Linked DNA regions of Mus musculus: regions 2, 3 and 4 are each linked to region 1. The links are chromatin loops, found by intact Hi-C in ENCODE. Cell type or tissue: left cerebral cortex. All regions are shown on one strand.

Region 1 (8,000 bases):
GCGAATTTCTGAGTTCGAGGTCAGCCTGGTCTACACAGTGAGTTCCAGGACAGCCAGGGCTATACAGAGAAACCCTGTCTCAAAAAACCAAAAAAAAAAAAAGTTATTCCAAGATGCCAAGTTGTGTGTCAAATTGACATAAAAACTAGCCAACACAATTGCATCGTCTATATCTCTATAAACAGGTTTATTTTTTTTTTAAAGTTCTGATTTTCAGTGGCTTTTTTCCTGACTTTGAATAAGATTAAGAAACAGGTATGGTCCAATATTATATTTGTAAAGTACTAGGATTATTTGAATTTTCTTTACTCTCCTTTTCAAAACGATTATCATTAATTTTAAATACTATTGAGATTGTCTGCAATTTTCACTTCCATTTATAGTCTTTTTCTTTTGGATAAAAATAGGTGGTTGCAAAAGTTAGTGTTATATACAAAAAGGTACACTCTGAGAAGTGTCATTCCACCCGGCCACAGGGACGTGTAATTCCTTCTACCATTGGAATGCATGTTATCACTTCCTAGTTAGCCTTCTTAGATGTCTTTTTGAATAAGCAAATAGATACATGTATATTTTGTTATTCCCTCATCATACCAAAAAAAAAGGAGCATGCTACATACTTTTTTATGTAATTTGCTTTTTTCCTCCCTGTAAGAGTTTCTCTTGGAAATCGCTCCCGATTAATTCACAGTGTTTTTTTCTTATAAGAGCTTCAAAGTGATCCATTATGAGGTTTTTTTTTTTTTTTTTTTTTTTAGACGGACAGAGACCCGAGCTGCACGGGCTATGGCCGAGGCCAGGCAGGCCGGGGTAGGAAGGGAAGATGGTAACTTGGAGACAGACAGACCCGGGGGCAGGGAGACACACGGAAGCCGGGACCGTGCCTCTCGGTCGGATGCAGACTCGGGCTTGGTCCCTGGTGGGAAGGAAGAAGGAAGAAGGGAGGGAGGGAGACAGGGGGACAGAGAGACAGACAGAGACCCATTATGAGTTTTTAATCACAGTTTCTTGAGCTTGGACATCTCGTGTTCAGTCTTTCGCAGCTGCAGGAGCTGTGACAGTGGACAACCTTGGACATAACATGTTGTGCCGTTGGGAGTCAGAGACTTAAAGTTTGGTGCTTAGATGAATGGACAGAAATGCAATACAGGCTTTGTGGCTGTTTGGAAAAGCACAGGGCCATACTGCTCTTCACTCTCATCAGCAACTCGTGAGAAGAGGGCTCTGCACGTCTTTGCTAGGTCAGTGTCATGGTTAAGTTTGAATTTTTGCCAAGTTGTGTGTGAAGAAGTTGCTATTTATCATTTTAGTGTTTCTCATAAAGGCAACTTTTTATGTTTGAGGGCCATTTTTAGACATTTTAAGTGACTTTGTGAATGTCTTCTGCCCATTTCTTATCCTCTGAAATTAAACAAAGTTCAAGTTGCCAATTTGGCAGTGTGTCTTTTGATGTGACTCATGCTAACTGCAGGCAAGACAACAGAATTTTTGTGGATTACCCATGAGTTGCACCCTGTAGACACTCTCAATATGCAAGCAGGGCTCTGGGACAGTGATAATAGTAGGAGGTCCTCTGCTGACCTTTCCACAGGGCACCTGCTACTGAGGCCAGCCAGGCCACACCTGCAGCACCGCAAGCCCGATTTACAGATAGATTGTTTTACAGATTCGATGGCTTACTTGTAAAGTACTTTAAGCAGTGCCCGGAACAGGAAGCATTCCATAGATAGAAGATCATAGTCTCAGAATGGTGATGTGATCCCGTGAAAATGCTTTAGCCTAGCACAGTGGAACCTGGAAGTTTAGAAGCATTGGGTGAATCAGTAGGGGATTCAGACTTTTAATTCATCTATTTACCAACTTACCCATTCTTGAACACCCCACAAGGGGAATGAGCCCCATTTTGTTTGTCCGTTTTAATCACTTGTGTCTTTGATATCCCAGAACAAGATGACTGTGTGGAATCAAAGAATGAAGGAACCAGTGATGGACTGGAGAACGAGGCAGAGAAACAGAAAGAAAAATGGCAGACTTCACATTGTAAAAGCCTTTGTCAACTACAGTTTGGCCTTTACCCTGAGCAGAGCAACCCTATGATCCTATTTGTATGTTAAAAAAAACAAAACAAAACAAAACTCAAACCTTCGGCTGGGTGAAGAGTCTACAGGAGAAGGGAAATACTTTGTTACAGGGGAGTGGGGGAGATAGGAGGTTGAATGAAGATACAGGCTAGGGTGGTGCTGGAGAGGAAGTGAGTTAGGGAGAGATCCAGCAGTCACAATGACAATAGAAGATTTGTTGGGTGGAAAGAGGAGAAAGAAGTCTGGAATGTGTCTCTTTGGTTTGAATAGAAGAGAGGTAACTATAATGAAGGTGGCTTTTTAAACTTGGATTTGACCGTGGGTCAGTGTTCATTCTGTGACGACCTGAGTTAGGTTTCTCTATATTCACTGGATCCAGGAGGTGTGGCTCTATCTGGGGTGCTGTAGCAGAGCTGATGAGATGCCAGTGTCTGCGAGTAGAACCCCCTCTGAAGACCAGTTGGCCAGCAGCACAGCTTTGGGAATGACTAACTTTCCCAGGATATCTGATAGGGTGTGCTCAGTGTCATGTAACCACTGACAATAAATGGGATTTTGGTCTTTGAAGGCAAAAATCCTCATCTTGACATCTTCTTTCATGCCCAAGCACCTGCACACCGCGGAGTGTACAATCTCCAATAGTTATCACAGAGAGAGATTATGAAAGAAAATCTAAGGTCAGGCGTGGGGGTCCATGCCTTTAATCCCAGCGCTCAAGAGGCAGGGGTAGGCAAGCTCTGTGAATTTGAGGCCAGCCTTGTCTGTAAAATGGGTTCCAGGATAGCCAAGGCTTATACAGAGGTTTATACAGAGAAACTATGTCTTGAAAAACCACCACCACCAAACAAAAAGAGAAGAAAAAAGAAAAGAAAAGAAAAGAAAAGAAAAGAAAAGGAAAGGAAAGAAAAGAAAAGCAAGCAAGCAAGCACACCTACTATCAAGCAAGTCCCTTACTAGGTTGCTCAGGAAACATGGGAGCAGCACACAGAGTTAGTGCAGAAGGAACTCACAATCTGTGTCTCCAAAGATAGAGAACAGGTGACTTAATCCCCAGACAGTTCAACCAAAGCCCATCTGGAATGATGCCCTCCAAAGTTTGATGACACTAACGGTTTTTTTCTAGAGGTTTTGTGGAATTAAAGGTTGCAAAGTATAGGCTTAAGAGGTTGGGGTAAGACAATCATTTGGACACCTGGGCTCCCACTTTTTCAAGAGAAAAGGATTTTCTCCTGCAGCCATGGTTGTGGTACAAATTCATGAGACTAAGAACTGTGTTCCACAGCTGCCTCCACAGGTTGACGTATCTGTTATAAAGTTTCTCGAACTTTCTACATGATGCCAGTGGATCCCCAGAAGAAGGTTCATCACAGTTAGGAGAGGATGTATTAGAATTCCTTCTCTGATCAGAGCGGTATTTTTTTGGGTTTCAGATATGCATAGTTGAGAGGGTAAAGTAGCCTCAGAAGGCGATGGGGAGCCAATGCAAACAAATTGTAGGATAGTGGTGGAAAGAGAAAACCTTTCTGTGTAGGGCCAAGATATCAGGAGAAGCCAGGCACTGGCTTCGCAGGGAAGAGGGCTGGGGGTAAGAAAGCTAGGAGGGAAAGGATGCGAATGTAACCTCACGTGCAGAGTCAACGTTAGAGATGCGAAGAGAATTGGGAAAGGAGGGACTGGAGATGCCTTCTCCGCCCTGCGGCAAGGGGGTGTGGCCCCGAGAGCGGGAAGGTAGGGACGGGATGGCGCCGGCCGCAGTGGGGGTTCCCCAACTCTTCCTTAGAAGTCTGAGAGCTGCGGAGCTCCGCGGCAGGTTGGCCCGGGCGGAGGAGGAGCGAGGGCGCTGATGGGCGTGGCTGGGCGTGTCTGGGCCGCGCAAGTCAGAGGGCGGCGCTAGGACCCGCAGGCCGCCCCGCCGGCTCCCGGGAGGTTGATAAAGCGGCGGCGGCGTTTGACGTCAGTGGGGAGTTAATTTTAAATCGGTACAAGATGGCGGAGGGGGACGAGGCAGCGCGAAGGCAGCAGCCGCAGCAGGGGCTGAGGCGCCGGCGACAGACCAGCGACTCGAGCGTCGGAGTTAACCACGTCTCGTCTACGACCTCCCTAGGTACGGGCCGGAGGGGCCGAGGCCACGGGGGGCCGGGAGTCGGGGAGGCTGCGGCCGTTCGGGCTGGCGGGCACCGGTCGCCCGCTGGGGTCGAAGACCGCGGCTGGCTGGGCTCGGCTCGGCTCTGGCCGCCGCGGCCGCCCGTTCGCTCGCACGCTCGTTCGCTCGCTCGCAGGGCCTAGCGGCAGCCGCGCCCCACGCTCCGCCGCGCGGCCTGAGAGGGCGGCCCGCGGGCCTCGGCTCTCCCAGCTGCCGGGGGAACGGGCAGCCCGGCCCCCTGCCCGCCGCCGCCGCGTGGCCGCCGCGGTGTCCGCCCCGACCCAAGGGGGCGGCCTTGAGCCGGGGCCACGGGGCCGGGACGCGCGGAGGTCGGCGGGCGGTACGGGATCGGTCACCCGGCGGGCACTCACTGCCCTGGGTGCCTGACGCGGGCCGGGAAGGGAGGGACGAGCGGGACGCGCTGGGCCCCGCGGTGGCGGTGGACGCGGGAACCGCTGGCACCTGGCTGCCAGGTCGCAGAGCTCTCTCCACACACACACCACACACACTCACACACCCTTCCTTCCCGATGGGAGCCGCAGTCCGCAGGCCAGGGCTGGGGCCCGGGCTCAGCTTCAGCTTCACCAGCTCTTGGCTCCGCCGAACCCATTCGCACGAGTTGTGCGTGGATTGGCCAGGGTTGCAAGTGTTGGCTCCGGTTGTCAGACTGGGGTTAGGAGCCCTGGGGCTGCGAGTCATTCGCTTCAGGCTGAGAGTGTCTGGTTTGAAGTCACCTGATCCCGTCGTTCCTGGGTTTTGCTGAATGTGAGCTCCTACTGTATGTGTGTGTACATGGCGCCCCTACCCCGTCGAAGACGCAGTTGCGTTGGCAGCGCGGTGTTGTGTGTTGCTCTCACTCACAGCACCCCTATTTTTAGGAGTGTAGCATTTGATCTTTCACCGTGGTGCGAATTGAACGCACGAAGTCCTTATTGAGAGTTGCGATGGTTAAAGGCGGAAAAGTTTTTCAAAGGCTTAGAAATCGTAAGGGCTTAGGGTTAGATACCTGAGGTCAAGATAAGCGTAGAGTAAACACACCGGGTATGAGATCGCTTTTGTATTTCCTTTTCCACAATCTGATAAAGGCTTTACTGGATAAAATTTAAAACATTTTGATTAAATATTTACCACAGACACTTTATAGAAAACTTTAATTTACATTTCACCATTTATGGTAGCTCTTGGACATATGTCAGAGGTGAGGATAACTTAGAATTTTCGAACGAGAAAAAGAAATGAGGTTTGTTAACCTGTCAACTACAAACTCTTGTCAGAACTGTTTACAGTGGTAGCCCTCTGCCCTTGGAAATACTTCCAGAGAGGCTTTTTAAAAACCTTAGGTGGCTGATTTGTTTTGGAATCCGTGTGTGTGTGTGTGTGTGTGTGTGTGTGTGAGAACAGTTTGAGATGTAGTGTCAACATACTTGATGTATGCAATAGGAAAAGCATAAGTTTGATTCAGTCATGGGTAAGAGCATGTTTTATGCTATTGGACACTGAGAAGAGATGAGAGAGTGTCTTGGGACTATCGCCTTTGGCTACTTTGTGGTTTCTTTCTTCCACCCTTCTCCACCCCTTTCTGCCACACTTTCCACCCCCTAGATAAGAGAGAGGAAAGAGATCCCTGAATAAAGTCAGGGGTGGGAAAGGGGCAACTCTATCGTTAGACTACTTCCTGCTGATTAGGGGTGTCCTTGGGGCAAGTTTGATCTTCGCTGTCAGGATATGTAATTTTTTCTTCTTGTTTCTTCTTTGTGCCCGACTACTTAACAACAACAAAGGACCATCAACCCACACTGCCTCCTTTGGCTCTAGCATTTATATACTGTCAGGAAACTCCACAGAATTCCAACTAACACACAATCACAGAAACTCTGCAGCTGGGAAATCCTGGTCAGTGGCTGTGGACAGTCTGAAGCAGCCCGGTGTCCCACACCTGTGTGGACAGTCTGAAGCAGCCCGGTGTCCCACACCTGTGTGGACAGCCTGAAGCAGCCCCGTGTCCCACACCTGTGTGGACAGTCTGAAGCAGCCCCGTGTCCCACACCTGGGATTCAAGTGAAAACGTAGTCTTAAAATACTTTTGTGTTTCTTACAGAAACCAAAACTCCAAAATTGTCATTATAGACTTGATAAGTAGCGCTCGACTACCATTTGTTAACTGTTCTGCCGTTGCTCATAGATCTCGGCCTTTCATTTGGTGGTCATGTGTGGAAGACTTTCACTTAACAGCCATTCCTATCAAATGACTTCTAAGGCAGGCCCGACACCGCCAGTTTGCTTCTGAGTCACCTGCATTACAAACTAAATTGTGTGCTTGTGTGAACTCATGTAGAAAAAGAAAATACCCCCAAGACATTTCCCTCCGTGTGTGGAAGATCAAACCGAGGGTCTTCCAAACATCAGGCTAAGTGCGCCTGCCTCCAGAGTGGATTTAGGATCCAACACTCCATGGTTGTATGATTGACCTTCTAGTTGATAGGATTCTAGGAGTCTTTCTGTCGGTGCTCAGTCTGTTGGGTGACGTGCTTTGGAAATTCTGTGGACTTTTTACGGGGAGAGGGAGAAGCTGCTGCTTACAGTAAAGGGATTGTTACAGGGAAACAAGGCAGGAGAGAAAATGAGACTGTAGCTGTAGGTGGGCCCCACAACGGTGCACAGGCTTTCAGGATTTTTATTGTTTTGTTTCTTCTTAAATATTTATTTTTAAAAATGTGTGTGTGCTTGCATGTGTTCGTGTATGCTCTGAGTATAGGTGCACACAAAGGCCAGAGGGTCAGATCCCTGGAGAGAGAGTTAGGGGCGGTTGTGAGCCGTTTTATGTGGGTTTGGGAACTGAGTGTGGGTTTGCTGTCTTCACTGAGCCATTTATTTCTACAGCCTTTCTTTTTTAGTGTGGCTTTTAACTTTATGGTAAAATTTCTGATTATTCCCCAAAATAAAATTGTGACACTTTTTCCTAGATAACTAACCTTTCTACAGCTGGAACTGGGCAGCTCCCTAGGGTGACTGAACACCAGCCAGGGTGATACTGCTGGAGTAGAAGACACTTTAACTGTGAGGCACACTGACAGCTCTTGTTTGTGCTCAGTTTCGACATAGGTTTGATGTACAAATGGGAACAAAGCTTTTTCAAGTAAGCTCTCAAAAGCCAGAAATATTAGGTGCAGAAGTAGGAATAACTTTTTAAAATGTTCATTTAATGACTTTATAAGGAGGGTTTTCTCTGGGCAAAGAACAGAGGAACAATTTTTATTCCTTTTCCTTCTCAAGGGCGGTAGCATTCTGATTTTGTAGCCATTTGAGGGTTTTAGATCCCAGGTGTGTTGCTTCAGAGAAGTCGGTCACTTTATTTACGTTTTAACCTTAAGGAAAATAGATTTGGCCACAGAGTAGTTAAACTTCATTTCACAATGAATTCATTTCTGAAGTTTTGTTTCATCTCCTATTCTCTTTTGCCACCGAGATAGGAACCTGAACGCTGGGTGACAGGTCCTATTTGTTACTTAACAAAATACTTTAAAACCCCTGCATTTTATTTCTTAAAGCTCGCTCTTCTGGGGAGGGAGTTCAGTGCTGTTCCCACTGGAGGGCGAGTGTGCTGTCTCTCCAGTTACTGAAGCTTCTCAGTACTTGCTCCATTTCTCACCAGGTTTAGAGGAGGTGAGGGCCATTCGGTGGATTGCCACATATGATTGATTAGATATGGCTGACTGCTGTGGGAGTGAAGTCAGTGGGCTGGGCTTTCTTGTTTGCTTTCCGTGTCGCGCTTAAGA
Region 2 (8,000 bases), 100 kb before region 1:
TGCTTCAGGCAGCTACGCTTCAGGTGTTTGCCATCTAAACTAGGTCAGCGTCCCACACATCACCTCCGAGGACTCACAGGGGCCTCCACACTGGTTGACGCTCTGGGCCACGTCCCCAGGGCTCCCTTCTCTCCCGCTGGTCCTGTCCCCTGGTCCTGACCTACCTTGCACCTCAAGCTTTGTTGTTGGTGTCGTGGGCAGGAAGGCTTTGTTTCGCTATTGGGATCTGAGCTTCATTTGACCGTGTCAGAACCGGAGAGTTCCAGCCCCACTCCCTAGCTTTTGCACACATCCATCTGGAGGGAACCACTGGGTTTGTCTGACTCTGTACTCAAAGCAATTCTGCAGGGTTTTTTTTTTTTTTTTTTTTTTTTTTTTGTGCACTGGAGGTAATTCTTGTTATGTGAACAGCATGAGTTGAACAGAGCTGCTGACCTACAACACATGTCTGTGATTCTGTCATGGCGGAACAGGGGCCCTGATGGTTTTCATCAGCATATTCTCATCCCTTCGGTCCTGTATGTGGTATTGTTGGACTGATAACTCTGCCGATGTGTCTTCACTCCTACAGTGAGGTGAGCTTGCTTAAGTAGGAAGATGATTTTCTTGTTGGGCTGTGACAGGCAGCTTATTAATTAGCAACAGGTGAAGAGCAGAGAGCAAACCCACGAACTTGGCTTACGTAACTCAGCCTTCTCCTGCAGGGTGAGCTGTCTCACCATGGGCCTCTCTCAAGTGAATCCGCAGGGGTCACAGATCTCCTGGCATCCCTAACAGACATCTGTCCTTGGCCCTCATCTATCTTGTTTGACTGGAGCAGGAAGGAATTGCATCTGTCCTGGAATGCAGTGTTGGCAGGCCTGGAACCAGGCAGAGAGAGTCAGTTAGCTGTGGGAGGGAGGCAAAGTGACCTGATGGTGAAGGACCGTAAAGTCCCATTCCAGTGCTCCCTACAGCCGGATTCCAGTGCTCCCTACAGCTGGAGAGAAGAGTCAGTGCCAAGAAATCTTTTTTTATTAATTAGATATTTTTTTCATTTACATTCCAAATGCTATCCAAAAAGTCCCCTATACCCCCACCCCTGTTCTGTTCCCCAACCCACCCACTCCTGCTTTCTGGCCCTGGCATTCCCCTGTACTGGGGCATATGATCTTCACAAGACCAAGGGCCTCTCCTCCCATTGATGGCCTACTAAGTCATCCTCTGCTACACATGCAGCTAGAGACACGAGCTCTGGGGGGTACTGGTTAGTTCATAGTGTTGTTCCACCTATAGGGTTGCAGATCCCTTCAGCTCCTTGGGTACTTGCTCTAGCTCCTTCATTGGGGGCCCGGGGTTCCATCCAATAGGTGACTGTGAGCATCCACTTCTGTATTTGCCAGGCACTGACATAGCCTCACAAGAGACAGCTATATCAGGGTCCTAGCAGCAAAATCTTGCTGGCATATGCAATAGTGTCTGGGTTTGGTGGTTGTTTATGGATGGATCCCTGGGTGGGGTAGACTCTGGATGGTCATTCCTCTGTCTCAGCTCTGAACTTTGTCTCTGTAACTCCTCCCATGGGTATTTTTTCCCCCATTTTAAGAAGGAATGAAGTATCCACACTTTGGTCTTCCTTATTTTTGAGTTTCATGTGATTTGCAAATTCTATCTTGGGTATTCTAGGTTTCTGGGCTAATATCCATTTATCAGTGAGTGCGTATCATGTGCATTTCTTTTGGAGATATCTTGCAATAATGGAATCCAAAGATGCAAAAGAACCAGGAATCATGTGGGCAGTCTTAGTTACTGCTTACCAGTCACATGTCTTTTTCCCAACTCTTCCCAAGGAAAGACACAGCTGGTGCAGGTCTAAGGAACACTTCTCAGTTGCCTGGCTAATTTAGCTAACTCAGAGGGAGCCCAGTGTCGTCGTCGTCGTCTTCTTCTTCTTCTTCTTCTTCTTCTTCTTCTTCTTCTTCTTCTTCTTCTTCTTCATCCTCTTCCTCTTCCTCTTCCTCTTCCTCTTCCTCTTCCTCTTCCTCCTCTTCCTCTTCCTCTTCCTCTTCCCCTTCCCCTTCTCCTCCTCCTCCTCCTCCTTTGTGTTTTTCTTTTTTCTTTTTTCTTTTCTTCTTTTCTTTCCTTCTTTTCTTTTCTTCCCTCCCTCCTTCCCTCCCTCCCTCTCTCCCTTCCTTCTCTCTCCCTCCCTCCCTCCCTCCCTCCCTCCCTCCCTCCCTCCCTCCCTCTCTCTCTCTCTCTCTCTCTCTCTCTTTCTTTCTTTCTTTCTTTTTCATTTTGCATTTCCCTCAGTTTAAACAAAGACGGCAGATTGAGTTGATCAAATTCTACTCTAGCCTGGCTCTGCACCCTCCTCCCCAAGGTTAAAGGAACACATATGATGATGTGCATAACCCAGGAAGCACTGAACTAGATGACATAAACTTTGTCTATTTCTGCAAAGGATGTTACATCCAAAAGCCACAAAGAGACCATTAAGCAGCGAAAGGGTGTGAGATATTTAAGCCCTTAGGCCACCTTCTTCCAGAACAATCCAGGGTTAGGAGAAACGACCTTTCCAAAGGAAATACCCAGGAATTCATAGCCAGTCACCACTGGTCCCTAAGATGCCTCTCACTACTGAATCTAACCAGTTGGCACACAGCCGAATAAACAGCAGTCTAAGCCCCGAGACTCGGGGATTCGGACTTGAGAAGGCTCAGCTTGCATTGACCCCAATATTGCTGAATTCTTTCCAGGTGGCTCCAGCTTTCTGATCCCCTCTGTGGCCTCCAATGCCGCTTTGAGCATCCTCTCTTCTGAAGCCGATGCTCAAAGCTGGTGTGCTGTTTCTACATGCAAATGGTTGGTTCCTTCTCTTGTGAAGCAGACACGTTTCTCTGTAGAAACCAAGCTGCTGTTTTCATACTGTCTTTTTCTGGATGCAACAACAGGTGATTTTTCTTCACAGGTTCTGCCTCTGCCCTCTACTCTCACTCCAGTCTCTCTCTCTCTCTCTCTCTCTCTCTCTCTCTCTCTCTCTCTCTCTCCACACACACAGGCACTTCGCCATTCTCTCCCACTCGGATATTATAGCATTAAGGTCACACCTCTGGACGACTATCACCTGCCACCTCCCTGCCCCAGCTGGTGGCTGTGGCCTACTTTAGACCATGTCGCAGGGTAAGGATGTTTCCCGTCCCTGGTCTTGAACTCCTGCTGTTTAGCCAGTGATGTTACCTGTCGTCTGTCCTGGGGGGAGGAGGGATGAGATAATGAGAAAAGTGGGATGATGGGATAGCCTTGGTTTAGAAAGTATTCCTTATGGGAATACTCATTTCCTTTCCTTATAAAAATACCCATCAGTGATTTTTAAAAAATCGGTGGGGAGGGTCTGTAGCTATAGCTGATCCTGTATTTATGCTCTTTGATGGTCTTTCCCCACCCCCACCCCCCCTGAGTAGCTCTGGCTGTCCTGGAACTCATTTTGTAGACCAGGCTAGCCCTGAACTCACAGAGATCCACCTGCCTCCGCTGGATTTAAAGGCATGTGCCACTACACACAGTCTTTTGCTTTATTCTGATTTTTGTTGTTGTTTGTTTGTTTGTTTCTTTATGGGGCATATGAGTCTGGAGCTGTGGCCCAAACTGACCTTGAAGTTACAGCAGTCCTCCTGCTTCTGGCTCCTGAGTGCTGGGATTACAGTTATGAGCCTCCTCTCCAGGTTGTCTTTAAAGGTTTGGACTATAATCACTACAGCCAAGGATCAGAGAAGAAAGGTAACCTTGGCTGCTCCCAAGACAGAACCTTGTGTGTGTCTTAGCTGGCTATGGTAATTTGACAGTGTCTAAATATTGTCTGAAGAGTGGAGCAAGTCCAGATCCTGTGATGTCACAGACCTTGACTGAGTTTCGAGATGGGATTCTCGGTAATAGTAGCTTATCTTGCAGAACATCTTGAATTAAAAAAAAAAAAGTTCTGATATTGGGCACAGTGGCAGACACATGTAATGGCCACACTGGGGAGCCAGAAGCAGGAAGATCAGGAGTTTGAGGCCAGCTTGGGCTCCATGGAATCCTGTCTTAAAAACCACCATCATCGATACCACTACCATCACCCAAAAGCAAACTTAGAATTCTGAGATTAGACAAGAGAAAGCCTGTAAAAGTATTTTGACCACTACAGAGAGAAGCTGTCATGCCTGGTCCACTGGAGTGCTTACAGCCACTCCACAGGGTCTGGGTGACCCAGGTGACTTGGTGCAAATGTCCCGAGAACCTTTTCCTGGCTCTCTGGGGCTGCCCATGGCATCTGGGTTAGACTCAGGCCAGATGATGTCAGCTCTTACCTAAGACTTACTCATGGAGCAACTCTGGAGGCTGGGGTAACAGAGCCCAAGGTTTGACTTGGGAACTGATTCAAGGACAAAGGCCTCTGTGCCATCTGAAAAAATCCTGGGAACCAGTCCCTGTTGCATGACATTCACAGCTCACATCTGGTGTTAGGAAATCTACACTTCTGAGCCAAGGATGGTACCCTGGCTGGACACGAGGGTGTCATTGACAAGATGCTCTGTGAAAGTGTGGCAATCCAGCCAGCAGCTGACAACACACAGAAGAGACACTAAGGGACTAATGGACACCTGATGCCACTCTCTTGTCCTAGAGGGGACCCCACCCCCATGGGGCCAACCGTAGGGTCATCTCAGGTCAGGTTGAATTAAAATCATGCAGAAGCAACTGGGTGGAGAGATGGCAAAGAGAAGCCTCTTGGCCCAGCATTTTGCCAAGCAGGCTGGTCAGACCAGGCCAGGCCTTCTGGCTGGGGCTGGAGCTCACTTGCTCACATGGCTCTTCTCCAAAGCAGGGAGAGGCCAGTGGAGGCTGGGTGCGGTGCATGCCTCTCCAGGGCCCACCAATGAGGTTAATCTCAACTGCCCCCAGCAATCAGCTTTACCAACAAGAGTAGGTTTGTAGTGTTCACATAAAACTCTCTTTTAAAAGTACTCACTTCAAGCCAGGTAGTGGTGGCACTACCTGGTGGCACTCAGGACGTAGAGGCAGGTGAATCAGGTGAGTTTGAGGCTAGCATGGTCTATAGAGTGAGTTCCAGGACAGCTAGGACTACCTAGTGAGACACATTGATATGCTTATTGACATTGCTAGTATTTCAGTTTTGCTTATGCCCTAGTTCTAGGAGAGACTATTTCCGGAGACTTCCTGGTATTCTGGCAGACTTTCTGGCTCCTCTTCCCTGAGCCAGAGACTCAGGATCTATGATGTAGACTAATGGGAGGTGGGGTCCCCAGGATCTGTTGATCTCTGCATCATAGATCCTGAGTATCAATGTGGAAGGGGGAAACTTTTTTGAGCCCTGGTCCTAGACAAAGAACTGTAGCCAACTAATGACTGCAGGGAGAAGAATTAGTGTCTCTCAGAGATGAGCCTCCTTATTGGTTGTCCAGTGTAGAGTGGTCAGCCTCAAAACCATATAGACATCATCAATAAAGATGGACTCAGAAGGCTGTATTTGTGTATGTTTGTGTGCATACACACAACTGCATTCTCATGTGGATGTGTGTGTGTGAGTGTGTGTAATAAAGAATTGAAGGCTATCAACTTGAGGGTGGGTGGCATGGGAGGGGTTGGGGAGAGAAAATGGGGATGGAAAGAGACGTAAATCTATTTCAATTAAACGCACACGCACGCACGAGCGCGCGCACACACACACACACACACACACACACACTTAAAAGTGCCGACTTTGTTTCAGATTCAAGGAATATATTTCTATGTTTCCAAACCAGGGAAATGAAAGCCAAAGTTCTTTGAAGACGTCTAAAGCAAATGACAATCCTTCAGCGTTTCCCATAGGGGCTATTAGGCCCTAGGCAGCTTCTGGACGTATCTTTTCTATTCTGCATGCGGTGTGCTTGTGCTTCCAAGTAGATGTGGTGTACTGGGTTTAGGGGAGGCTTCTGGGATAGCACAATCCAATGGATGTGGAACAGGATTCTAGGATGGTCCCTTTTCACCGCCCCGTGGAGGTGGTGAAGGTAAGGAGAGCTCGGAGGCTCGTGGAAAGTGAGAACATGTGTGATTTCTCAGTCTGCTGGGCTGAATAGAAGGCCCAGCACCAGCCATGCATGCTGGAGATGGGAACTGGACCCACCAAGATTCCTTTCGAGAATGCTGAGGGCCACAACGTGTTCCTTCACACCCAGGTGCAAAGGCAGACTCTGGGAGCACACACACATACTCACACACACACATGCGGGGTGGCCAGGGTGATGTTTCAGTCACAGTACTGACATCTGTTGAGTATTTACTATGCCCTAGGCACTGTTTCAGCACTAACTTAGTTATCCTGAAGTAGATGCTGTTAATACCCTCATCTTACAGGTAAGAAAATAGAGGCCTCGCCAAGGCTAAGAAATTTGTAACAAAGGCATCCTTGCAGAACCCAAATCTAATCAGTTTTCCAGGCGGGACTGTTTGCTTTTGAATTCTTTTGTCTTCATACTCCTCACGGTATGTCTGGGTTCTCAGGTCAATCATTGGCCTAGCACATTGTATACTCTTACATCCACATACATCAGTCTGTAGGATTTCTTTCTAAAATGGTCCTAGGTAGTAGATACATTGTATAGCATCAACTCCAGGATGGACCTCACACATCTTTTTTCTAGGTCACATGGCTAGTTGGTAAGGAAGTACTTAGGGTTCCCGATGTAGAATAAATGTTTCTTCCGTTGAGTCACGGGGATTCAATTCCATGTGATGTGTGGGAACTGGAGCAACAGTAAGAACCAACACTCAAATTACCGCCTCGGAGACTTAAGGCTCAGGATTACTCACCTTGAACTGCTAAGAAACAGAATGGAGCAATCCTATCTCAGTGCTTTGGGGTTGTAAGGGCGGATCAGGCCTGGGTCCCCACACTTGATAGGTATTAGCTATAAAGACACATGGGAAAATGAAGACACAGTGACACAGCTATGCTTGGTCCTAGAGCTCCTAAAGTTGGCTCATGGGAGTGCCCTGAAGAAATGGGACAGTGGTAGCCCTTCCTGAGAATGTCCTGTCTTCCTGGACTGCTCTGTTTTGGTGTTTATTTGTTTGTTTGTTTGTTTTGTTTCTGTTTTTATAAGAACCTTACATTCTTTTTTTTTGGACACAAAAGGGTGTCAGAGTCTAAACATCTTCAATAAGTGGGAGCCTTCTTTAGAAAGAGTAGCTATAGCCATCTTCCTGGTGGCTAGCTTTTCTTGGCCTGGCATATGGATTGTTTTGGGGCCAGGGGTCGTCTCTGTTTTGGGAGGTCCTGATCAGGGGTACAGGAAGATTGCATTCGATATGAAGGACATTAGCCAATGGAATGTGGCTCAGAGTCTCCTGGCTACTTTTCTCATTCCTTTGAGAAAATAATAAGAGGAATTTAAGGAAGGAAGGGCTTAAGGGAGCATGGTCCGTCATGGTGGAGAAAGCATGGTAGAGGGGACATGGTTTAGTCACATGACTTCAAGGGTCAGGAAGGAGAGAGAGATGGTGCCAGCTTGCTTCCCCTTCCCCTAAGCCTGGGATCTGAACACATGTATGTCTGTGTTCAAGGTGAAACAACCACATGGTGGCTCACAACCATCCGTAACAAGATCTGGCACCCTCTTCTGGAGTGTCTGAAGACAGCTACAGTGTACTTACATATAATAAATAAATAAATCTTAGAAAAAAAGAAAGGAAAAGAAAATGCTGACTAAGCCAGTACATGACTTTAATCCCAGCACCCGGGAGGCAGAAGCAGGTAGATCTCTGTGAGTTAGAGGCCAGCCTGGGTCTACAGAGTGAGGATAGCCAGAACAGGCAGGGATATACAGACAAACGCCCTTGTCTTGGAAAACTAAAACAAAGAGAGAGAGAGAGAGAGAGAGAGAGAGAGAGAGAGAGAGAGAGAGAGAGAGAGAGGAAGGAAGGAAGGAGGAAGGAAGGAAGGAAGGAAGGAAGGAAGGAAGGAAGGAAAGAAAGAA
Region 3 (8,000 bases), 310 kb before region 1:
AAAGAAGAGAGACAGATGCACAAAACGTTTAAATGGATTGTCTTATTGTAGAATTTTCCTCATCTGACATAAAGGTGACAATAATTTAAGAACAAATTTAAAACAGTGAAGAAAACAAGATTTAAAAGTGAGCTTTCACTGGGCAGTGGTGGCGCACGCCTTTAATCCCTGCACTTGGGAGGCAGAGGCAGGTGAATTTCTGAGTTCGAGGCCAGCCTGGTCTACAGAGTGAGTTCCAGGACAGCCAGGGCTACACAGAGAAACCCTGTCTTGAAAAAGCAGAAAGAAAAAGTAAACTTTCTCCTTGTCTCCTGCATGCATGCCTCAGGCACTAGGTAAAACCACCATTACATATATAGTCAACTTTTTCTCAGAACACTGGAAGATGGATGTAGGAAGAGCTTACAGCAAGATCCTGTTTCAATAAACAAACACCACCAACAAAAAACAACTGTTCAACTCTTTTCATTTAATAAATGAAGATAAATTTTAAAAATTGGGCTGGGCAGTGGTGGCACACGCCTGTAATCCCAGCACTTGGGAGGCAGAGGCAGGTGGATTTCTGAGTTCAAGACCAGCCTGGTCTACAGAGTGAGTTCCAGGATAGCCAGAACTGCGCAGAGAAACCCTGTCTCAAAAAACCAAACCAAACAAAACAAAAAAATTGATGTAAAAAGATTATGAATACTCTGCCTTCCTTTTTTTGTTGTTCTAAATTCAAAGATAGGGTTTTTCCTATGCAGATCATAGGATTATAATACTATAATACTATGTAACCCAGGCTGGCCTCTAATTATTTTCCTGTCTTAGCCATAACCCCCAACTTTAATGTGGTAATAGCCAAGATTTTTTTTTAGATTTATTTATTTATTTATTTATTTATTTATTATATGTAAGTACACTGTAGCTGTCTTCAGACACTCCAGAAGAGGGAGTCATATCTCAGGATCGGATGGTTGTGAGCCACCATGTGGTTGCTGGGATTTGAACTCCTGACCTTCGGAAGAGCAGTCGGGTGCTCTTACCCACTGAGCCATCTCACCAGCCCCCAATAGCCAAGATTTAACAACTGTGGCATAATAATAATCACTCAATAGCTTATATTAGCAAATGTTAGAATATGTGTTGACCCAAGTAGATTCATTTAAACTCAAATCTAGAGGCTGGGCATGGTGGCATACACATTTAATCCCAGCACTCAAGAGACAGAGGCAGGTGGGTCTCTCTGAGTTCCAGGCTAGCCTGGTGTACCGAGAGAATTCCAAGATAGCTAGGGCTACTCAGAAAGACTCCAATCTTGAAAAACAAACAAACAAAATCCCAAACAAACAAAAAAGTGGAATTAGACTTTATAGAATTGCTATTCCTTCAGAGAGAATACAAATGTTTATAATTATTGCTCAATGCCTTTCAGAGAGAAGCAGATTAGAAGAATATTTCTCTAGCATGAAAAAAAGCTCTGGGTTGTATACATAGTGAATCTGTGGGAGGCCTGGACTGCAGAAGTTCCTGTGGCAAGCAAACACAGGAAGATTGAGGCAGAACAATATACTGTGTAGTAAGACTGAGGCAGAACAATATACTTCACTGTGTAGAGTTTCTATTTTCTTGCCAGAGATTTTTGTTGAGACACTATAATTTTAAATATTTGAAAATCAACATACATATAAATTAGTAGTACTTAAGAGTCTTTGCTTTTAAAAAGGGGGGGAGGGGCTAGAGATATGGCTCAGCAGTTAAGAGCACTGACTGCTCTTCCAGAGGTCCTGAGTTCAATTCCCAGCAACCACATGGTGACTCACAACCATCTATAAGGTATCTGATGCCCTCTTCTGGTGTGTCTGAAGACAGCCACGGTGTACTCGTATAAATAACAAATGAATCTTTTTTTTTTTTTTAAAAGAGTCTCATGCTTTATTGACCAAGAAGGACTCCTTTAGAGAAAGCACTCCACACCTGAATCCACACACAGCAAATGAAAACGGAGATGAAATACACGTACCTAGGAACTTCCTCTTTTATGTGTAAAATTTCCAACCCTTGAGTATTCCAAGTAGTTACGATGTAATGTTTTTTGTTTTTTGTTTTTTGTTTTTTTTGGTTTGTTTGTTTTTTGCTGGTTGATAAAAAGAACTTGGGCTGGTGAGATGGCTCAGTGGGTAAGAACACTGACTGCTCTTCCTAAGGTCATCCCTGAGTTCAAATGATGAGTTCAAATCCCTGCAACCATATGGTGGCTCACAACCACCGGTAATGAGATCTGACTCCCTCTTCTGGAGTGTCTGAAGTCAGCTACAGTGTACTCACATATAATAAATAAATAAATCTTAAAAAAAAAAGAACTTAGCTCTCTTTTTAGAGTTGAATTTTGGCAAATGCAGAATTCAAAGGCAGATTTTAAGCAACTCAGGGAGACTGATACGTATTGAGTGGCTGAGCTGTAAGGTTTTAAGTAAAAATTCACACACAACTTTTAAAAAATCCAAAGCACTAGAAGGGAAAAATAAATTTGTGCTTCAGATGCAAGAATTGTCTCGGCTCAGTATGCTTGCAAACTTTTACAGTTTTGCCACAACTTTAACATTGCCAGAACCCCTTCTCCACAACCCTATCCCTTTGTTTCAGCAAACCCCCAAGTACTCAGATCAAACTAACAAATTAGTGACTCAGTGCAAAAAGGAGAGGTATTATGCAGACTCCCCGGGGGAAGTCATCCCTTTTGAGGCCCGTGATGCAATAACCATTAGACATAACTGTGGAGTAAGGGTTATTTTCACACTGGTCTTAGTTTAATTACCTCTGTTGAGCCTTAAAGATCACTGAACACAGACTAGGCCAGGTACCCCAAAGGTGGCGACCGGGACAGCAGCGGTTAAATTTTACGGACTTTCACAGAACGGTCTAGTGTACCTGTACTTAGGTTACGGTCGCTGTCAGTTCCTAGATTAAAATGAAGAGGTAAAAGGGTTGGGAGAGGTTAGGAGGACCCACAGGGTTCAGGAAAGGGGAAGGGGAGGGGAGGGAGCAGGAGACCGCCGGAAGGCCACAGGTTTATGGGCAAGATCCCGGCGTTCCCATGGAAACGTATCCCTCCGCTCCGCTCGCAGAGTCTCGCTCTAAGTTCCCTCCGCCCCGCCTCTAGGCTGTTTCCGCCCAGCTTCTTTGTGCCGCGCAGAACGTTGACACAACGCATGCGCAGAAAAAAAGAATCCCCGCCCGCCGCCTATATAAGCGCGACTCCGGCCTCTTCCTTGTAGTGCCGCCGGGATTGCAGGCAGAGGAGGTTGCGCAGCCGCTTCCGTGCTACTCGCGCTGTGAGCATTCCAAGCTAGAGCCGAGTACACGGGCCGGCCATCATGTCACGCTACGGGCGGTATGGAGGAGGTAAGCGGCCAGGGCCCCAGGGGAGGACGGTGCTGCCCGCCGACCGAGCAGAGCGGGGCCGCAGGGGCGGCGCGGCGGTTAGAGACGGTTATTCCGCGTGCGTAATGGCGGCTCCTGCGCACGCTGTACGAAGCCCGAGGCCGCGGGGGCGGGGAGGAGGAGGGCGAGCGGGACTGGAGGGCATGTGTGCCGCTTAGGGCCCGGGCGCTTGGCGCCTTTTGGTCTCTCCTGGACAGGCCGAAGCCTGGCGGGGTCGCCGTGGTGGCGTTGGCCATTTCTCCGCGCTGCCGCCCGCCTCCACCACCCCACCCCCCGCCCTCGGCGGCGGCGGCGGCTGCCATTTTGAGCACATTGATGACCGTGGTGGCGCATTTCCTCAGCGCTTTCCCGCCACTGGAGCCGGGGAGTGATGATGGGCGTTAAGATTCGGGTTGGGCTGGAGACGGAACGAAACCGGCAGCTGCGAGCTGCGCGTCGTCCAACAATTGGTCGGCATGAGGAGTAGCGCGAGGGGAAGACCGCTGCAAGCGGCGACGGCTTTTTTTCTCTCTCTTTTTTTTTCCTTCGCCGTTTCGAGCGTGGCTTCTGGCTCTGGGGCGGGGACTCGGGTGAGCCTGCGCCTGCTGTGGAAGCCGGGAACTGGCTCGGCCCTGATCCTCGCTGTAGACCTCTCCGCAGGCCGGGCCGCCGGAGCCCGCGCGCTGTTGTGCCCGAGGCTGCGGGGACTCGGGGGGCGGGGCGGGCCCGAGCCGGGCCCCACCTCCACCCCGCACGCCTCAAGTCTACCATGCTCCCGCTGCAGTCTCCCAGGGTTTCCTTCCTATAAGAGCGCCAGAACTTGGTCGCAGGTCTGGCTTTCCAGTCTTTCACGCTGTAAGATTTAGTACTTGGTGAAGACCTCTAAATAAAGGGAGCCAGACCTGGTGGTGCACTAGCTGCCTCAGGGAGGTTGAGGCCTGAGAGTCGTTTGAGCGATGTATAGCTAACATAGTTGTAGGGTGGCTCCGAGTAGATCACTTAGCTGGCTCAGAGTCTCCAAAACAAAACGTGTACGTTGCACAGCTCTTTAAGGATGGTCTGTTTTAAAGAAATGAATTCCCTATCACACGTTGAATAACATTTGTTCTGTTTACATTTTTTAAACAGAAACCAAGGTATATGTTGGTAACCTGGGAACTGGTGCTGGTAAAGGAGAGTTAGAAAGGGCATTCAGTTACTATGGGCCCTTAAGAACTGTGTGGATTGCCAGAAATCCTCCAGGATTCGCCTTTGTGGAATTTGAAGACCCTAGAGATGCAGAGGATGCAGTTCGAGGATTGGATGGGAAGTAAGTGGGTTGTTTTTCAAATTTCTTTAAAATATTCCCTCGGGCTGGATAAGTAATCTCGGTGCTAATCATAGACTCTCTGGGGGTGGACCTTATTTTTGATAGTGTCTCTGGCCTATGTTGACCTGGAACTCACCATATAGCTCCGGTGGTGGTTGGAGCCCTCATTCTGTCAGCCTCTCACATGCCTTACCCTTCAGGCACTGGATAACTTAAGATTTAGGACTAAAGGTGGAATTGGCGGGGTTTTGTAAACAAAAGACTAACCGTGTAGAGAGAATGAGCAGTTGACATTTTTTTAATAAATTAATTTTTATTAGATATTTTCTTTATATACATAGCAGTTGATATTTTTAAATCTAGAAGTCACATGTGTATTCTAACATTAGCATTTTCTTATGTTTTGTAGAGTGATTTGTGGTTCTCGAGTGAGGGTTGAACTATCAACAGGCATGCCTCGGAGATCTCGTTTTGATAGGCCACCTGCCCGTCGTCCCTTTGATCCTAATGATAGATGCTATGAGTGTGGTGAAAAGGGACATTATGCTTATGACTGTCATCGCTATAGCCGACGAAGAAGAAGCAGGTATTTAATTAATGAAGGAATGGTTGGTATTCTAGTTAATCAAAGTAATTCTTTTATTAGCAAGGCAGAAACTAGTGTTTTTCTATAAACTTGAATGTTAATTGTACAGGTGTATTTTACAATTTTTGTTTAATTAAAAATGTTACTATATTAATAATCAACCTGGTCAAAACCTTTCAGGTTTCTTCGTTTGAGTCAGTCGCCTTGATTCAGAATGTCACGAGCCTTATGATATCATGCTGAGGCGCCTTGCAAATCCGACAATTAAGATCCTCCTAGACCTTGAGGTGATCAGCATAAGAGGCCAGATCCCCTCGAGTCATCTACACCTAGCTTCACCTTATTCTTTAAAGGGCAGAAAATTTGAGTCGGTGATCGCCGTAACAGTAAATTTGGCTTACAATTGGGGCCCCCTCCGCTTTAGAAAGAGGAACACCAGATTGACCACATTCCCAACTAGAAAAATCTTCTTGCGTCAATCAAGCCTCATCTGGCTCTTTTGGCTGTCAGTTTGATCGTCGTTAGATTGAAGAAAACATCTAGATGCAGCGATCGGCTATAGATACTTCTAGATCATCTAGATCTACTAGACCTACTACTAGACCATGGGCCAAAGAGGGTCGACCTGCAAACTTGCAAGGTTTATTTTAAATACACATTATGGCGTTTTATATTTTGTAATTCTAAGTTGTAATTCAGCTTTTAACAAATCTTTTTTTAGGTTAGTAAAAAAAAAAAATTTAATAGGCCCAGAGTTTTTCCAAATGAGATACTAAATTTTAAATAGTCTTGAGATTTGATTTCAGCAGAGGTACACAAACACTAAAACTGAGTTATCGTCTAATATGTTGTATTTTTCTAACTTAAAAAATAGGTCACGATCTAGATCCCATTCCCGATCCAGGGGAAGGCGATACTCTCGCTCCCGCAGCAGGAGCCGAGGACGGAGGTGAGAAATTTGTAAAATTCAAATTTTAACAAGTGGGAAAAAGTAAGACAGATGGGCTTAAGAACTTCTTTAAATTTTAGGTCAAGATCAGCATCTCCTCGCCGATCAAGGTCTGTGTCTCTTCGTAGATCAAGATCAGCTTCACTCAGAAGATCTAGGTCTGGTTCTATAATAGGATCGAGGTATTTCCAGTATGTAGCACATTTTTCCTGCTTACTAGTAGATGGATTGTCGTAGCTTTAGTTATCAAGACAGAGTTTCTCTGTGTAGCCCTGGCTGTAGACCAGGCTGGCCTTGAACTCATCCACTTGCCTCTGCCACCTAATCACTGGGATTGAAGGTGAGCGCCACCACTGGATCCTGGCTGGATCGTCTTGTCTTGGTGACACAGTGAAGTATCTTCATTCAAATGGGGTGCTTCAATATTAGGGTGTGCACACCTGTACTCCTAGCACTTAGACTAAATAACTTGGACCTGGGGATTGGAGGACAAAAAAGGTACATGCCCCATCTCAAAACAGATTTTTTAAAAGTAAATTATTTTAGCCAGATAGGATGCTATCTCCATGAAGAGAATTGTGACAAAGCTTGCCATCAAACCTGATAACTTGCTTAAACTTGGAACCAATGTAAAGGGAGGAGAGACCCAATTCCCCCAAATTGCTCTCTGACTTCTAGAGATGGTGACATTACCTTCTCTACATATACTCTGAATAAGTGAATGTAAATTTAAAACATTTTTGGAAAGAGTAAGTTTGAGAGTAGGAGGGAGCCAGGATCTGCCTGCCTCTTAATCTGAGTGGACTTTTTAGTTTAATAGACAACATTTTTTTTGTGTGTGTACCCCTAGCTGCCCTTGCTCTGTAGACCAGGCTGGCCTTAAACTTGAAGGGATCCATTTGCCTCCACCTCCCAAGTGCTGGGATTAAAGGTGTTTTGCTATTACCACCTGGCCTGAATTAGGGGTTACCCTTACATTTGGATTCAATGTATTTAAGTCAACTTTACTCCTATTCATTGTAAGAAGTCCTTAAAAGGTTATAACATGTTTTTTATAAATAGGAATTTCTACTACAGATGAAGCAGTTGTGTGTAAAAGCCACTTCACTGCTGTTTAAAACTCATAAATTAATCAATTTGAGAAAGTTACTGAACCATCTCTAGATAGACTTAATTATAGGGTCCCAAGGTTTTTTAAAAGATTTATGGCCAGTCTAACTTGGCTTGACAAACTACGGACCTTTAACTCTGATAACCAGACTAAAGTCAACTTAGTAATTGGATAGAACCACTTGATAATTGTGGTATAAGAGTTTGAAGATGGGGCTGTTGTGCCTCCATAGAAGTAGTGACCAAATTGTACATAATGGAAGTAGTCATATGAAATAGTGGTTCTCTGTGTATTTGAAATCTCCCTGTTGGATCATCTGTGCTACATTGGATAGACAGAAGGCAAGACTTGTGCAGCAATTGTCTCTACTCTTTTCTATCCTATCTATCCTATCTGGGAAGGTGCTCTGTTATAAAGGCATGCTTGTGTAATTGTGTCCCCTTTCCTTTTTATTAAGATCCCGCTCAAGGTCGAGATCAAGATCCAGGTCTATTTCACGACCAAGAAGCAGGTAGGGTCAGACTATCCGATTTAGTGCTCTTATAGTTAATTATATAGCACCAATATCCAAAGAGTTCAAAGTGTTGAAAATTATTGAGAAATGGGTGTTAGCCCAAAGCTTGGATAAGTAGAAATATCTGCA
Region 4 (8,000 bases), 120 kb before region 1:
AATACTGGGGCAACTCACTGTTATTCCCTCAGCTTTTGTAAATGTATGACATTTCCACATAAAAATTAACCCTTCAAGTCCCAGCCATGCAACTTTCTTTTGTAGGAATGAATCTTCTGTTCTTTTCTTTTTTAAAAATTAATTAATTAATTAATTAATTTATTTATTTATTTATTTATTTATTTATTTATTTATTTATTTATTGCTAAAGAAATAGTTGTCTTCAGATACACCAGAAGAGGGCATCAGATCTTATTATAGATGTTTGTCACCCACCATGTGGTTGCTGGTAATTGAACTCAGGACCTCTTTGCTTTTGTTTTTTGTGTGTGGATTTCTTGAATTTGTGGTCAGTCTGGTCTTCAGAGTGAGTTCTAGGACAGCTGGAGTTACATAGAGAAACCCTGTCTTGAAAAATAAATAACAAAGTTTGGAGCTGTGACGAAAGGATGGACCATCTAGAGACTGCCATACTCAGGGATTTATCCCATAATCAGCCTCCAAACGCTGACACCATTGCATACACTAGCAAGATTTTGCTGAAAGGACCCTGATATAGCTGTCTCTTGTGAGACTATGCCAAGGCCTAGCAAACACAGAAGTGGATGCTCACAGTCAGCTATTGGATGGATCACAGGGCCCCCAATGGAGGAGCTAGAGAAAGTACCCACGGAGCTAAAGGGATCTGCAACCCTATAGGTGGAACAATATGAACTAACCAGTACCCCGGAGCTCTTGTCTCTAGCTGCATATGTATCAAAAGATGGCCTAGTCGGCCATCAGTGGAAAGAGAGGCCCATTGGTTGTGCAAACTTTATATGCCTCAGTACAGGGGAACGCCAGGGCCAAGAAGTGGGAGTGGGTGGGTAGGGGAGTTGGGGGGGTATGGGGGACTTTTGGGATAGCATTGAGCTGGTGAGATGGCTCAGCGGTTAAGAGCACCAACTGCTCTTCCAAAGGTCCTGAGTTCAAATCCCAACAACCACTTGGAGGCTCACAACTATCCGTAACAAAATCTGGAGGCTCACAACTATCCGTAACAAAATCTGATGCCCTCTTCTGGAGTGTCTGAAGACAGCTACAGTGTACTTACATATAAATAAATAAATAAATAAATAAATAAATAAATAAATAAATAAAATTTAAAATGTGTGTTTAAATAAATAAATAAATAAATTTAAAAATGTGTGTTTAATCTCACACACACACATACACACACACACACACACACACACACACACACACTTCTTTCTCTGTTGTAGGGTATCCACCAGAGGTAAGCTCAGACACAGATTTAAGCTAATAGAAAGTCTTCATTAGCAGGCCAGCAACTACATTAAGTGTTTGGGATCCCAATGTAACAAAGAGCCTTCCTCATGGTGAGCTTTTTTCTTTAGTTGTGAAGATTTATTTATTTATGTATATAATGTTTTGCCCGTGTGTATGCCTCCTTGCCAGAAGAGGGCACCAGATCTCACTATAGATGGTTGTGAGCCACCACGTGGTTGTGGGACTTGAACTCAGGACCTGTGCAAGAGCAGCCAGTGCTCTTAACATCTTTCCAGCACTCAGGTTGAGCTTTTAAGCACACACAAAAACAAACAACAAACAAACAAACAAACCATGTTCTGGGTTGAGATACTTCAGTTAACAAGGACAGTTAGTTAGAAGTGGAATTATAGAAGCCAAAGAGCAAGGTTAGTGCACGTAGACTTTCCCACAACTATGGACTTTATTTAAAAAAATGTTTTTGTTTTGTTTTTGGAGACAGGGTTTCTCTGTGTAGTCCTGGCTATCTTAGAACTCACTCTGTAGACCAGGCTGGCCTGGAACTCAGAGATCTGCTTGCCTCTGCCTCCAAAGTGTGGGGAATAAAGGTGTGTGCCACCATGGCTAGGAACTATGGAGTTTGGTGGATTAGGTCTGTTTTAGTTCTGGCAGGTGGTGCTCTGTACCTGCTGAGTTTTACAGCACGAATGGTCCTAACATCATGTGGTCAGCTGTGTTAAGGTCTCAGGGTCTATTGAGGTTGAGGGTCCTGTTGCATCCCTGCCCTGTTTGAGACAGAGTTTCCTATGTACCCCAGGCTGCCACTGGTCTGGAATTTGGAGTGCTGGTGTTCTGCCTAAACCTTAGTTCTGGAATTACAGGTTACAGGCATGTGATAGGACTTCCACCTCATTTTCTTAAACAGCAATCTCTGTTGCTACTCGTGTTCTGGATATTCAGTGCCGTTGTCGCCTACAGCTTTCCCTGTGTGTTTCTAAGTTTCATTTTAAAAAGGAAGGAAGGAAGGAAGGAAGGAAGGAAGGAAGGAAGGAAGGAAGGAAGGAAGGAAGGAAGGAAAAAGACAGAAACAAGCAAACAAGCAAACAAACAAACAAACAAACAAGACTTATTTTATGTGTCTGAATGTTTTGTCTAATGTGTCCGTGCAAATGGTGTGTGTCTGTTGCCTGCAGGCATCAGGAAGGAGCACCCTCTGGGACGGGAAGCATCTGTAGATGGTTGTGAGTCACCATATATGTGCTGGGAATTGAACCTGGGTTCTCTGCAATAGCAGCAAGTGCTATGAACCTCTGAGCCACCTCCCCAGTCTCCTCTAAATTTTTAAATTGATCTGGGAGTGTCAAATGGATTTTTTTTTCTTTTAACCTTTTCTTTCTCTCATTAGACGATTATCTTCCGAGTCTGCCTTTACCCCGTTGGTGTGCCTCCTGCAGTGAAAGCAGGAGACCCTTTCCCTGGTTCTCTGCTGGTGGCTGTGTGGCGCCACCTGTTGTCTGCGAGCACCGGAGCCCGAGCGTGCGCAGTCTCACAGTGGCAGTTTAGGATAGTTGACAGGCCAGTGCCCTTGGCGTCACTCGTACTGCAGGATCCCGGGTGCTCCAGCAGGCCCCTGCAACGCTCAGCTCAGGTGCTCTAGGGACCAAACTCCTGGGGGCCTTTCAGTTACAAGCCCAAGTTCATGACCCGGGGACGTGCTTTCCGCCCCGGGGCTCAGGGCGCGGGGCAGAACTGGGCAGGGCTGCAAGGTCCAGTGTGGTGCAGGGCAGCTGGAGGCAGCCCCTGAGCCAAGCCAGCTACGTTGTCCAGGGCAAACTCAGCTGAGAAGGGCGTGCGTGCCTTTTGCCTATGGGATTCCCTTAACATCCCTAAGAACTTGAAATCAATGTGTTAATGCATATAGTCCTCTAGGTATTTTTTTCTTTGCATTCTTGCCTTTACAGTAGTATGCGACAGGTGTGACAACCAAGGAACTCAGTCTTCAAATAAGCAACGCGATTAGAGTGGGGGTGGGCTTTGTTTTCATCCTGAAGCTGGCAGATAAACCCTGCTCCGGGACGCTGGAGGGGATGACACAAGGTTGTGGTAGGGTGTTGTGTTTATAGGTACTCCAGGCGGGGCAGTCCCACCGGAGGCTAGGTCATCCCTTTCCTGCTACAACATACCAAGAAGATTAGAAAGGCTGGAAGAACACGTGCAGGGTGTGGATGCAGGGTGAATCCACAGAACTTCAATAGCTACCTGAAGGGAAGGTCTCTCTGGGCATATATACATATTATACATATTATATACATTATATACATATTACACACTGGCTATTCTGTATTGCTTTACAGTTGAGCAGACTCTGCTGGGGACTCAAGCTTGCAGGCCAAAGGTCACATGCTACACAGTAGCTCCTGTCACTCGAGGCTGGTTCTGGATGCCCCACCAAGGGCAAGATAAGATCCTTCACTGGGATCTGTCTGGAGAAGGTCAGATAAGGACCAAGCCCTTGGAGGCTTTTCTGATCAATGTCTAGATGGGTATACTGTGTGAATAGCGTGTCACAGAGCTTAACGGCATGTCTGGCTGTGAAGAGTCATGTCGAGGAAAAACTATTGGCAAATTTGCATCTGAGCAGGAATCTTCCTAAGGGAGAACAACTAAGCACACAGGCTCTACAGTATAAGTGCTGTAGTCTCTTGGGTTTGGTGAGGTAACTGCTTTGACAGGACCCAAAGGTTAGGGGTCACACCCTAGCCTTATTTATCCAAATAAATCCCATTCCTTCTGACTTCCGAGATGTATTAGTGATTTTCCTCATTGATATGATAAAAGACCCAGCCTATGGAAGGAAAGGTTTATTTAGAACTGTGTAGAGGCAGCTCAAGGCGGCTGGTCACATGGCAGTCACAGTCCAGAAACTGAGACAAATACTGACGCTCTACTCTGGCTCCTCCCACCTCAGTCAAACCTCAACACAGAGATGCCCAGGGCTTTGTCTAAACCCCAAGCCATCTCATGATGCTAAACCTTGCTTCAGGATCTAGATTTAGCTTTGTGTAGGAAATAGCTTTCCGTTTTAATCCGGTTTCAGTGTGAACCAAAAGAAAAGCTGGTTCAGAAAGATAATGCGGCGCTGTGTATGCATGTTTTATTTTTATTTTTATGTTTTGATAAGACCAGAGGCAGGAGCTTCCCGTAGAGAGAGAGGGAGAATGCAAATCACATTGGCTCAAATCTTAGTGCCCTTGACCATCCATCCTAGCTGCTTAACTAGAGTGAATTAAGGGAACCTCGAGCGTCCCCTAGTGGCCAATGTATGCCATGACTCTAGTAGAGTCATGGCTAGAAAGAAGTGTCGCCGCTCGGTCAATCAGCACAGCTTGGAAGAAGCACTCTAAAACACAGGGCCGGAAACCAAGACTATCAGAAGGCAACAGGGAGTTTACTTTAGAAGAAATAAAATGTCCAAGGACAACCACCTTTTTAAGTACATACGGACGATGGATACGCAGATGCTTTGTGTGAGATTCAGAACCAAAATTGGGCTGAGGGAATGAATTCCTGGAAAGCAGGTGTTTGGAGATTAACACTTGCTCCCTGGCCAGGCCGTGATGGCGCACACCTTTAATCCCAGCATTTGGGAGGCAGAGTCAGGAGGATCTCTGAGTTCGAGACCAGCTTGGTTTATAAAGGGAGGCCAGCCGGTGAAACCCTGTCTCGAAAACCAAACCAAACCAATACCAACGAAACCAAAACAAACAGTAGCAGCCCCAGCAGCAGCCGCAGCAGCAGCAACACCACCACCACCACCACCTTGATCCAAAACTTCACTCTCTGGAAATAAAGACCGTGTGAAAATGTCATGGGAGAATTCCAGGCAGACCCCTTTTGCTCTGCAGTCCCCAGCCCCAGGCTTTTAAGGGAGAGCCCTGGTTTCAGTACTCTGCTGCCAGTGGTGGGGTCTCTGATGAGATACATTCTGCATAGACTCCAGTGTGCTCATACTCACTGCACATCCTTTAAAAAGTCTGTTGCTTCTAGAAATATTTGAAAATATTAGGATAATTTGAAATATTTTGTCAAATCATATTCTGATTCGTGGCTTAAAAGACAACTGTAGGATTGGAGAGATGGCTCAGCGGTTAAGAGCACTGACTGCTCTTCAAGAGTTCAAATCCCAGCAACCACATGGTGGGTCACAACCATCCGTATTGAGATCTGACTCCCTCTTCTGGAGTGTCTGAAGACAGCTACAGTGTACTTACATATAATAAATAAATAATTAAAGAAAATGACAACTGTAGGACTGGAGAGATGACTCAGCATTTAAGAGCACTGACTGGGGGCTGGTGAGATGGCTCAGTGGGTAAGAGCACCCGACTGTTCTTCCGAAGGTCCAGAGTTCAAATCCCAGCAACCACATGGTGGCTCACAACCATCTGTAACAAGATCTGACTCCCTCTTCTGGAGTGTCTGAAGACAGCTACAGTGTACTTACATATAATAAATAAATAAATCTTAAAAAAAAAAAAAAAAGAGCACTGACTGCTCTTCCAGAGGTCCTGAGTTCAATTCCCAGCAACCACATGGTGGCTCACAACCATCTGTAGTGAGATCCAGTGCCCTCTTCTGGTGTGTCTCAAGACAGCTACAATGTAGTCACATATATAAAATAAATAAATACAAAAAAAAACCCAAATAAACAATTTACAATGAAAATACTTTTTAAAAAGATTTATTAAAGAAGACAACTGTAGATCCATATTTATCAGACGAACAAGATTAAACAATTTAAGAAAGATTTATAGCTAGGCATTGTGGTACATACCTTTAATCCTAGCACTTGGGAGGTAGAGCCAGGAGGATCTCTGTGAGTTCAAGGTCAGTCTGGTCTACAGAGTGAGTTCCAGGACAGTCAGAGATAGGAAGAGAAACCCCGTCTCAAATAAAGATCTCTCTCTCTCTCTCTCTCTCTCTCTCTCTCTCTCTCTCTCTCTCTCCTTCCCTCCCTCCCTCCCTCCCTCCCTCCCTCTTTCCTTCTTCCTCTCCCTCTTGTAGTTAGTGTGTGTGTGTGTGTGTGTGTGTGTGTGTGTGTGTGTGTGTGTGTGTGAGAGAGAGAGAGAGAGAGAGAGAGAGAGAGAGAGAGATTGAGGTCATGTCCATGGAACCCCGAATAGGGTGTTGATTTTCCTTGATTCACCCAGTGTAGATGCTGGGATCCAGATTCTATAGAAGCAGTAAAATCTCTCAACTGCTGAGCCATCTCTCCAGCCCCAAGATTAAGTCTTCTTTTTAGAGTACTTGTGGAAGTGGTGGGAAAATGGGAGCTAGAACCACGGATCTGGCCTCTCTGGCTATCATTTGAACAGAGTTTGTGAATCTTGCCTCCAGTGACCTCGGTTTCTCACCGCCCTGAGACTCTTGGTTTAGTTTTGGGAGCCCCATGAATCCTTCCGCTAAACAAGTCTCTGTATTGATGACTCCCTTCCCAAAGTGGTTTGCCCTCAGTACAGCTTGGGCTGAGCCGTTGTGTCCTTTGGAGATGAGTGTTCCTTCTGGCAAGGACTAGCTTTGGAATAACGGACTGCCCTAACGTTACGGATGCACTGCAGAAAGCCTGTGGTTGCCTTAGAGGCTCTAAGTCCTCAAGGGCAGGAAACAGGGACTCATTATTCCAAGTTTCCAGGCAGCTAATAAGATTTTTCACCCTGTGGGCATTTGATAAATATTGGATGCTGGCTCCTCTTCTCCGTGTCTGCCAGGTCCCATCATCCCAGGAGTTTGTTTCATTTTGTGGCTCCTTCTCTAAGCTCAGCTTCAGGGGTCCTTTTGAACTTAATGAGCAGATCTGAATTTTTAGGTACCACGGTGATAGTGCTGTAGAAATAAAGAGCAGGAAGGTCGGGCAGAGAAAGGGTGGGTCCGAAATGTCTGCGGGCTGGAGACAGCGTCCTAGCACCGCTGATACTTTTTAAGCCCACAGGGCTATCCTTGTCCACCCTTCCTGCTTTGGTCCCCTCCTCTGATAATATAAATGCTTTCTACTCCTTGTACACACATGCTCTTTGGGTCTGAAGAGGACTGTAAGCTACTACTTACTCCACACATGGTGCTAGGGACACACCATCTCCCTGCCATTATCTATGTGAGGACAGAAAAACGTTCACCCTGGTTTTACTGATAAACGTTCCCCTGTCCTATCTGCATGCAGCCCATGAGATGAACAAGGTCTGAATTTTTGCTAATTTTGTAACATGGGCCACAGATGAAGTTCTCTTCCTGAACTGATAGCTATCTTAAACAGCTCCTCACGGGTACCTCTGAACTGCAGGACTCTCGTTCAGTTTGCTTGTACCAACCCAAACACCATCCCCGAGAACGGCTGCTCAACTGTCTCCATCCTACCCAAAGCACATGGAGCAGGCTGATCTCAGATTGAGTCAGACACAACACGAAGCAGAACCTGGCTGTTTAAGGACGTGCTCCCATCTGGTTCACACAGTGCTCCTTGCCATGTGTCTGATCTAGCTAAATGGCATGCCTACAGATCCAGCAACTTCTTATCTTGGGACCTCCGCCTCTGCTTCACTCTCTCACCGGAGCATTGATTTTTATTTTACTAAATCTGAACTATCCTTGGAAGGTCAGATCAAATGTTGCCTCCTTCTCCAAGATCTAGAACCCTTTGAACTTGGAGTCAGCCAAGCCCCTTTTCCCTTTTGGAG

The links. Hi-C counts contacts between places; a loop is a spot of excess contacts. Peaks named below come from ENCODE experiments on the same cell type or tissue, not always from the same donor. Only the 100,000 strongest peaks of a DNase experiment are listed, where the experiment ranks them.
Region 2: it touches region 1 in a loop (2.2-fold over the local background); 27 of 42 quality-filtered maps call a loop at or near these places.
Region 3: a loop joins it to region 1, with 2.2 times the contacts of the local background. A loop is called at or near these places in 7 of 42 quality-filtered maps.
Region 4: it touches region 1 in a loop (2.2-fold over the local background); 20 of 42 quality-filtered maps call a loop at or near these places.

Annotation. Positions count from the first base shown.
Region 1 is chr17:79,892,094-79,900,093 of GRCm38, reverse strand. It overlaps Atl2 (atlastin GTPase 2), which reads left to right and starts at 3,971. Exons shown (of 13, transcript NM_019717.3): 1 at 3,971-4,185. The coding sequence starts at 4,068. It overlaps Gm41625 (a long non-coding RNA gene), which reads left to right. Exons shown (of 4, transcript XR_876985.3): 3 at 1,034-1,241; 4 at 1,945-2,005. In left cerebral cortex, CTCF peaks have their summits at 3,823 and 7,795; DNase peaks (open chromatin) are centred at 3,998 and 4,921; H3K4me3 peaks cover 2,506 bases; H3K27ac peaks cover 1,745 bases.
Region 2 is chr17:79,991,914-79,999,913 of GRCm38, reverse strand. No RefSeq gene overlaps it. Among named protein-coding and RNA genes, the nearest start is that of Gm41625, 14 kb to the right of the region's middle. In left cerebral cortex, CTCF peaks have their summits at 3,993 and 7,623 (motif pointing left); a DNase peak (open chromatin) is centred at 4,768.
Region 3 is chr17:80,202,559-80,210,558 of GRCm38, reverse strand. It overlaps Srsf7 (serine and arginine-rich splicing factor 7), which reads left to right and starts at 3,254. Exons shown (of 8, transcript NM_146083.2): 1 at 3,254-3,384; 2 at 4,531-4,711; 3 at 5,121-5,297; 4 at 6,172-6,246; 5 at 6,327-6,437; 6 at 7,815-7,868. The coding sequence starts at 3,357. It also overlaps a transcript of Gemin6 not described here. In left cerebral cortex, no CTCF peak of the experiment used is centred here; DNase peaks (open chromatin) are centred at 3,181, 3,735 and 4,038; H3K4me3 peaks cover 2,685 bases; H3K27ac peaks cover 1,903 bases.
Region 4 is chr17:80,014,176-80,022,175 of GRCm38, reverse strand. No RefSeq gene overlaps it. Among named protein-coding and RNA genes, the nearest start is that of Gm22215, 15 kb to the left of the region's middle. In left cerebral cortex, CTCF peaks have their summits at 1,464 (motif pointing right), 2,771 (motif pointing left), 4,590 (motif pointing left) and 5,796; DNase peaks (open chromatin) are centred at 2,766, 4,569 and 7,738.